2 separate regions of the Homo sapiens genome follow, and region 1 is linked to region 2. A link is a loop called in an ENCODE intact Hi-C map of the cell type or tissue named here. Cell type or tissue: Caco-2. All regions are shown on one strand. Each heading gives the region's core, and the rest is flanking DNA. Links, peaks and the distances in the headings are about the cores only. Region 1 has its middle 53 kb from the start of PDZD8. Region 2 has its middle 14 kb from the start of SLC18A2.

Region 1 (4,391 bases), core at 142-4,141, 200 kb before region 2:
AAAAATAATTAGCTGGGCATCAATCTCATGACTGGGTATATACCCAAAGGATTATAAATCTTTCTACTATAGAGACACATGCACACATATGTTTATTGTGGCATTCTTTATAGTAGCAAAGACTTGGAACCAACCCAAATGCCCATCAACGATAGACTGGATAAAGAAAATGTGGCACATATACACCATGGAATACTATGCAGCCATAAAAAAGGATGAGTTCATGTCCTTTGCAGGGACATGGATGAAGCTGGAAACCATCATTCTCAGCAAACTAACACAGGAACAGAAAACCAAACACCACATGTTCTCACTCATAAGTGGGGGTTGAACACTGAGAACACATGGACACAGGGAGGGGAATATCACACACCGGGGCCTGTCAAGGGGTGGGGGCCTAGGGGAGGGATAGCATTAGGAGAAATACCTAATGTAGATGACGGGTTGATGGGTGCAGCAAACCACCACGGCACGTGTATATCTATGTAACAAACCTACACTTTCTGCACATGTATCCCAGAACTTAAAGTATAATAAAACAAAATTAGCTGGGCATGGTGATGTGCACCTGTAGTCCTAGCTACTTGGGAGGCTGAGGTGGGAAGATCCCTTGAGCCCAGGAATTCCAGGCTGCAGTGAGCTGTGATCATGTCACTGCACTCCAGCCTGGGTGACAGAACGAGAGATGTCTCTAAAAATATAAAAAATAAAAATAAATTTCAAAGAAGAATAAAACACAAGTGGCTCCATGGCTTCTAGAAAACATACTGGGTTTTGACTTAGAAACCTTGATTCAAGACCTGGCGCTGCTTCTGTGTCACCTGCAGCAAGTCCCTTAAGCTCTCTGCACTGGAGCTTCCTCCTCTTTGAAGTGAGGCTAATGCCAGCTGCTCTGCCAGCCTCATAGGGTGGTGGTGATGCCAAATGGGAATGCATATGCAAAAGAGTTTTGTAAACTGTACAGTGCTGCACAGCTGGGGCTGCTGGGATGTGGGTGTTGATGGATAGGGTAGGGCAAAGTGGAGCTGGTGAGGAGGTACTATGGCCAGATGGAGGCATGGCCAGATGACAAATTGCACTTCTGGTTTCCAATTTCTCTCAAGCCTCAGAGACTCTGCCTTGGACTGTCAGGATGACCTCATCAGAGAAGGGCATTCCTCATTTTTCTCTGGACTCAAATCTCTGACATAAACGTTGGTAAGTAACTTCAAATGCCACTTAACTTTGAAAATTGCATATCAAACAGGTTTTTAAAAATAGAATCCTGTTAGCAGGGCATGGTGGTGAGCACCTGTAATCCCAGCTACTCAGGAGGCTGAAGCAGGAGAATCACTTGAACCTGGGAGGCGGATGTTGCAGTGAGCCAAGATCGTGCCACTGCACTCCAGCCTGGGTGATAGAGCAAGACTCTGTCTCAAAAAAGAATAGAATCCTATCCTGAAGGAAAAATGTGAGTCATCATTCATTCTATGTTAAAGGAAGCTATTGTTAATATCAATTGGACTAGTAGACTACGCACTTTTCACTCTCTCATAATTTTTTTCTTGTGTTTCTATTTGTATTTGGTCTAGTATCTGGTCTAGGAAAACTAGTTTTGCAAAGTGGTTCTAAATGAAATTATGGGATGACCAGAGATAGAGAAATGGTGTGTGCACACAGAGGAAATGTAGAGAGATGATTTTGGAGGCTTAGAGACCACACTTCTGACTCTTTCAATTTGTGCCAACAGATTTCATAAACTACTGGGAGGAACTTTAAGAAGTTTAGTCTTCCTAGTTGAGCTTAATTTAAAAGAAACAGAAAAGCAATTCTCTCATGCTTTTTAAGGGATCAGACAGCTTTGAACGCAAAGAAATATGCTGCTTTTTCCAGATTTCCGTATCAGTGTGTGTGTAAAGAAAAAAAAAAAACCCACTCTAGCTAGCTTAAACAAAAGAGGTTTATCACAAATAGTTTATAGAATTATAGGAAGGGCTGAATAAAAGTACAATTTCCAGTCACAGAATCCAGTAGCAAAATCAGTCTACAAGAGAGTAGCTGGCTCATTAACCATCAGAAAGTTACCTGCTAAACTGAAAAGCTTCCTGCTGAAGCGGCTGCAGAACCACATCACAGCTGCTCTAATGCAAACTAGCAAATGGTGCTCTGCACCCTCTCCACAAAGTCAGTAATCAGACAGGAGACCTCTGCTAACACAGCCCCAATAAAGTCCAATCCCTCCAAGCTGTGCTTGTCAGCTTACGCCTTCCAAATCTTATCTAAGAGTGCCTGACTGCCTAACTGTTAAAGATAACAAAAAATGGCCAGGCGCCGTGGCTCACGCCTGTAATTCCAACACTTTGGGAGGCCAAGGCAGGCGGATCACGAGGTCAGGAGATCGAGACCATCCTGGCTAACACGGTGAAACCCCTTCTCTACTAAAAATACAAAAAAATTAGCCGGGCATGGTGGCACGTGCCTGTAATCCCAGCTACTCGGGAGGCTGAGGCAGGAGAATGGCATGAACCCGGGAGGCGGAGCTTGCAGTGAGCCGAGATCGCACCACTGCACTCCAGCCTGGGCGGCAAAGCAAGACTCCGTCTCAAAAAATAAATAAATAAAAAATAGGAAATGAAGTGAAACATGAATGTTTTACTACCTCAATCCCATTCTCCAATGAGAATCACTATTAACAATTTGGAGTGTAGCCTCTCAGTGATTTTTGTACATCGTTTGCCAGGGAAGGGGGGTGGTTGGATTACATATTGTTCTGCGATTTTTTTTTTTGTCACTTGAATACATATCCTGGACATCTTTCCATGGGAAGACATGTGACTAGCTCATTTTTTAAAAAGAGCTGCTAAGTGTGCTATCGGAGAGATGCCCTACCTGATGGACACTGAGGTCATCTCTAATTATTCCCTGTTATGCATAATGCAAAAGGAACAGCTGTTCAGGCATTTGGAAAAGTCAGATTTCTAGAAGTGAAAACTCTGCACCACATTTTGATGCAATATCTTTCTAATAAGCACGCAGTCAGGAGAATCCATTCAGCCAGCTTTTTAAGACCAAAAAAAACAAAAAAAATAGCCTAAGCCCTAAAGATGTTGATGCAGCAGACACTGATGGAGCCTCAGTTGTCAGCATGAGGGTTTCAAAAACACCCCTCCCCCCGCCCCAATTTCTATCCCTAAGGGGCCTGCCGTTTGCAAAAAGCAGACAGGGTCTTGTTGTGCAAGTGCACAGCTAGTTAGCGTCTGGGCCAGGGAGGTGAAGCAAAAAGGGCCAGGAGAGCAGGAGAGAGGACATGGCTTTGACCTTGATGGGCAGTGGATCCTGGGGGTGTCAGATAGCTAGGGTTAAGAATCCCACTCTGCCACATGGGGGAGGCAGCAGAAAGACTGTGTCACACATCATCTACTAGGTCCCCACATGAAGGGAACTGTTTGGCAAAGTGCGCACCAGGTGCTACAAATCACCCCAAAGTGTGTTTCATCTGCAGCTGGTTTTTTTTTTTTTTTTTTTTTTTTCTTCTTTTTGAGACAGTCTTGCTCTGTCACCCAGGCTGGAGTACAGTGGCATGATCTCGATTCACTGCAACCTCCGCCTCCTGAGTTCAAGCAATTCGTGTCTCATCCTCCCGAGTAGCTGGGATTACAGGTGTGTGCCACCATGCCCGGCTAATTTTTGTATTTTTAGCAGAGATGGGGTTTCACCATGCTGGCCAGGCTGGTCTTGAACTTCTGACCTCAAGTGATCCACCCACCTCAACCTCCCAAAGTGCTGGGATTACAGGCATGAGCCATCATGCCCGGCCTGCAGCCATGTTTAAAACCTTCACTTCAGTTTGTCTACACAAGCTGAGTTGCCCTCATTCCTCCTGCATCTCAGCCAATCCCAGCCTTCACCTGGACATACAGTGACCTTAGCAATAAGAGCTGCAGTGGCCATGTGTCACTGTTCCTGGACCAAACTGAGGGTCAGGCTGCTATTTCTTGTGGCCCAGTAACAAGATGCAGATGAACTGGGGAGGAAGAGAGTTTTTATTTCTGCAACAGGTAACAGGGAGAAGGCCTGGAAATTATTGTCAGACCAACTCAAAATTACAAAGTTTTCCAGAGCTTATATACCTTCTAAGCTACATGTCTACATGTAAGTGTGTAAGTGTGCATTCATCTAAAGACATAAGTGATTAACTTTTTTTAATGCATAACTAAGGTCTGAGTCCTGAAGACCTTCCTCTGGAGCCTCAGTAAATTTACTTAATCTAAATGGGCCCAGGTGCTGAAGTGATTATCCTTATCTTGTCTCCTGCTAAATCATAAAGGTTTGGGGAATTCCTTTACACCCCCAGTAAACTTGTTTGTGGAAGCCTGGGGAGTTTCTTCAGACCCTCAATAAAACTTGTTTCA
Region 2 (4,391 bases), core at 176-4,175:
AGGGGAGAAGATTGTGAGACCAGTAGTTCAAGACCAGCCTGGGCAATATAGTGAGACCTTGTCTTTACAAAAAAATAAATTAGCCTGGCATGGTGGTGCACGACTATAGTCGCAGCTACTCAGGAAGCTGAGGTGGGAGGATGGCTTGAGCCTGGGAAGTCGAGGCTGCAGTGAGCTCTGATCATGCCACTGCACTCCAGCCTGGGGAACAGACTAAGACCCCATCTCAAAAAAAAGCATGTAGAGGAGGGGGGTTCACTCTCTCTGCTTCCTTTCTCCCTTTTGGAGCAGGATGCTTTTCTCCTCCTGCCTTTAGACATCAGACTCCAGGTTCTTTGGCTTCCTGAGTGAGGAAGGGAAAGACAGAGGGAGGAAGGAAGGGAGTGAAGGAGGGAGGAAAGGAGATATGAAAGGAAGGAGAGAAAGAGGGAGGGAGGAAGGGAAGGAGAGAGAGAGGGAGGGAGGAAGGGAAGGAGGAAAAGAGGGAGGGAAGGAAGGGGAGAAGGAGGGAGGGAGGGAAGAAGGGAAGGAGAGAGGGAAGGAGGAGGAAGGGAAGGATGGAGGGAAAAGGGAGGAAGTGAGGAAGGAAGGAAAGGAGGGAGGGAAGAGGAAGGGAAGAAGGAAGAGAGGGAGGAAGAGGGGAAGGAAGGGAAGGAAGGAAGGAGGGAGGAAGGAAGGAAAGGAGAGAGGGAGGGAGGGAATGAGGAAGGAAGGAAGGGAAGGAGGGAGGAAGGGAGTAAGGGAGAAAGGGAAGGGGAAGGATGGAGGAAGGGAAAGAGGGAGGGAAGGAAGAGAGGGAAGATGCTCTCCTTCAAGCAACATCACCACCACTGACTTCTCCTCCCCTGCGTGCACCCTCTATACAATGGACTGAATATTTGAGTTCCCCCTGTTCATATGTTAAAATCCTAACCCCCAGTGTGATGGTATTAGAAGGTGGGGCCTTCAAGAGCAGTCAGGTCATGAGGGTGGAGCCCTCATGAATAGGATTCATGCCCTTATAAAACAGACCCCAGAGAGCTCTCTAGCCCTCTTTCCATCATGTTAGGATAAGTGAGGAGCCAACCATTTACTCTCCAGAAGAGGTCTCTCACCAGAACCTGACCCTCCTGGCACCATAATTTTGGACTTCCTGCCTCCAGACAGGTGAGCAATGTCTGCCATTTCTCAGGCACGCAGGCTGTGGTGCTTTGTTACAGCAGCCTGAACAGACCAAAGACACCGGCATCCCAGCACCTGGTACACTGTATGACCTTTGTTTTTACCTTGATCTCCCCCCCACCTAAGAACTTGAACCCAAGCCCATGTGAACCCTTGCCTTTCCCCAGAAGGCTTTGCACTGCCTCTCCCAGGTGAGAGGGAGAGCCCTGTCCCAGCTCTCTCCAAATGTGAATCCTCAGAGGACAAGATTGGGTGTCATTAAATGTTGGTCCCTCCACAGACCTAAGCACAAGGCTTTGCACACACACGGAGCTGTGCACAATTATTGCACATTGAGTTTACTTTTGATAATGATATCCTTTTCTGGCAAACTATTCCAATAATTTTTAAAAATATCTTTTATTTTGTGATTGCCTTACTGCAAAACTACGTAGATTGCAAATAAGTTTTGCTTTCAGTCGTTCAAAGGAGCTCAGCATGTGAATGCACAAGATTTTACCGAATTGTTCTCTTTCAGTGGACATCTGCCTTGTTTGTGTTTGATAAATAATGCCATTGCCCATGAAGAATAATGCCATTGTCCATGATAAATAATGCCATTGTCCATGATGAATAATGCCACAAGGAACAATCTCCATGATCACATCTTTCACACCTATGCAATGATCACGTTTGGAAATTCCCAGTGGTGGCACAGTTGGATGGAGAGTGGGAAATTTTCCATTGCGGATAGAGCCCACTGCAAAAACCTATTTCCCCATATTTCATGACTGTTTTCTTCTAGAGAACAGCACCGCCCAGTGGCTGGGAGTGTTTGGGGAAATGCTGGCTGGAATCTCTTCTTCCGTTCATTGGCTGTAAGATCAGGGTCACACCCCTCATCCCCTGAGCTTCAGGGTTTCCTCCACTAAAGAGATGACTCTCAGCCCTCCTGCCTCACATGGCACAATGAATGGAGAAGCGCCGGGAGCCTCACAGCTGTAGGGGTGGTTCCTGCCTTGGGTTCATCCTGGCCAGTCTTGGTCAGCATAGCGTTGAAGGTTCTAGAAGAACGTTGGGTAAGTAGAAACTGTAGATGTAGAATTCTCCTCCATCCACCTCTTGTCTCTCCTCTCCCTCCCAGTCATGTCTCCAACCCCATAACCTGCCAGGGGTGTACAAAAGAACCCCCAGGGCACATGTCCAGCGTGCCTCACAGGCTCAGCTCTTGGCGCTGAACACCCTCATTTCCCTAGGAAATAACTCTTGTTCCTTTTTAAAATTCAGTCTTAGCTGGGTGTAGTGGCCTGTGCCTGTGGTCCCAGATATTCAGAAGGCTGAGGCAGAAGGATCACTTGAACCCAGGAGTTCATAGCCAGCCTGAGCAACATAATGAGACTCCATCTCAAAAAAAAAAAAAAAAGGTTTTAATTCAGTCTTGTTATTCTCAGGCAGAAGTATGTATTTTTCTTTACTATTGTCCATTGAATCTTGCTCCAATTAAACAGCTTCCAATATTCTTCTAGAAGTTTCTCTAGGCAAGACCAAGGGAAGAAAACTTTTGAAGAAAGAAATGAAGATGAGATTGTTCAGAGCAGTGTTACTTGTCTTAGTCCATTTTTTGCTGGTATAACAACACCACAGACTGGATAATTTATCAAGAATAGAAGTTTATGTAGCTCACAGTTATGGAGGCTGGGAAGTCCCAGATCATGGCTCCAGCATCTCGCAAGAGACATTCCATGTTTGAAGATGGAAGGCATCATGTGGTGAGCAGGCACATGAGGCAGCGTAAAAGGAGGCCAGACTCCCAGAAAATAACCCAGTCCTGTGATAACGGCATTAATCCATTCATGAGAGGAGATCTCTCATGACCTAATCATTCCTTAAAGTCTTCACCTCTTAATACCATCAAAATGGCAATTAAATTTCAACATGACTTTGGACATTCTAACCATAACACTCCTCAAAATGGCCAGTTGGCCAACTGCTCTTTCTAGGCACATGATGGGATAGGGAGCTTGGCAAAGACTCTCTTTGAGCAAACTTTAGACCGACCCCTCAGAGCCCTCTTTCTGACTAGGTCTTACCCTGGGGCCCTGTCTTCAGCCTCCCTAGTTCAGTTATAGCAAGAATTCTTCTAAGTCAGCTTATTGAGAGTCTCTCTCCACTCTTGTAATCTGATCTCCCTGACTTGCCTCCAGCAAGATTCTGAAGCCCCCAGCTGTCTCCGCTGTATTCTGAGCTGAGCTTGATCTGGCTCCCCTATTGTGATAGTCTTGACACCTATCAGAATGGTCCAGAATAAAGTCTTCCTTGCTGTTTGAACAAGGGTCAGAATAACTTTTTCTTTAACAATCGTTAACACACTGCGTTCTTCATCAAGAAAGCCTTGCTACCAAAAAAAAACTGCCTGCTGTACTAAACAGTGTTCTTGGGGATATAATTGACTGATGTTCAGGTGCAAGAAACTTATCCTGTTAAGGACGGAAAACAATTGCACGCTTACATTGATCTGGTCCCCAGGCCACACTTTCATTTTTGCTAGTTTGAAATCTACAGTGGGGAGAGAAGGCTGAGGGAGTGAGCAGGGGAAGAGATGCTTTTTCACACCAGCACTCCATCTGGAACGCCAGGAGGCCCTCTCCAACACACCCTCAAAGCCTGGCCAGAGTAGGCTTGGTGGGTGCCAACCAACCTAGGCCTCTGATCCCTGTACTCATGGCAGGATCCTGCTGGTCCCCAGGCAGCAGGTGGGGATGTCAACAGGTGGGGAAAGAGCATTTCCAGTCCCTCTAACTTCTAGGGAGGCTGAGTCCCCATCAGCAAATCTTAGCTTAGGGCCTACCATGTGCTGGCCTCGGTGCCTGTCACTATGGGCATCGATAGTGGAGGCCATGGCCCTGCATATATGGGGTTGACACTCTAGCTGGGCAAGGGCCCAGTGGCATGTGCAGTTAAGCCAGCAAGAACATCTTTTTTTTTTTTTGAGACAGAGTCTCACTCTGTCGCTCAGGATGGAGTGCAATGGCGTGATCTCGGCCCACTGCCACCTCTGCCTCCCAGGTTCAAGTGATTCTCCTGCCTCAGCCTCCCAAGTAGCTGGGATTACAGGTGCATGCCCCCACACCTGGCTAATTTTTATACTTTTAGTAGAGATGGGGTTTCACCATGTTGGCCAAGCTGGTCTCTAGCTCCTGACCTCAGATAATCTGCTTGCCTCAGCCTCTCAAAGTGCTGGGATTACAGGT

The links. Peaks named below come from ENCODE experiments on the same cell type or tissue, not always from the same donor. Only the 100,000 strongest peaks of a DNase experiment are listed, where the experiment ranks them.
Region 1: a loop joins it to region 2, with 2.6 times the contacts of the local background. A loop is called at or near these places in 5 of 110 quality-filtered maps.

The regions. Positions count from the first base shown.
Region 1 is chr10:117,426,556-117,430,946 of GRCh38, reverse strand. No RefSeq gene overlaps it. Among named protein-coding and RNA genes, the nearest start is that of PDZD8, 53 kb to the right of the region's middle. In Caco-2, for the core only: no CTCF peak of the experiment used is centred there; a DNase peak (open chromatin) is centred at 2,216.
Region 2 is chr10:117,224,617-117,229,007 of GRCh38, reverse strand. No RefSeq gene overlaps it. Among named protein-coding and RNA genes, the nearest start is that of SLC18A2, 14 kb to the left of the region's middle. In Caco-2, for the core only: a CTCF peak has its summit at 1,945; a DNase peak (open chromatin) is centred at 1,980.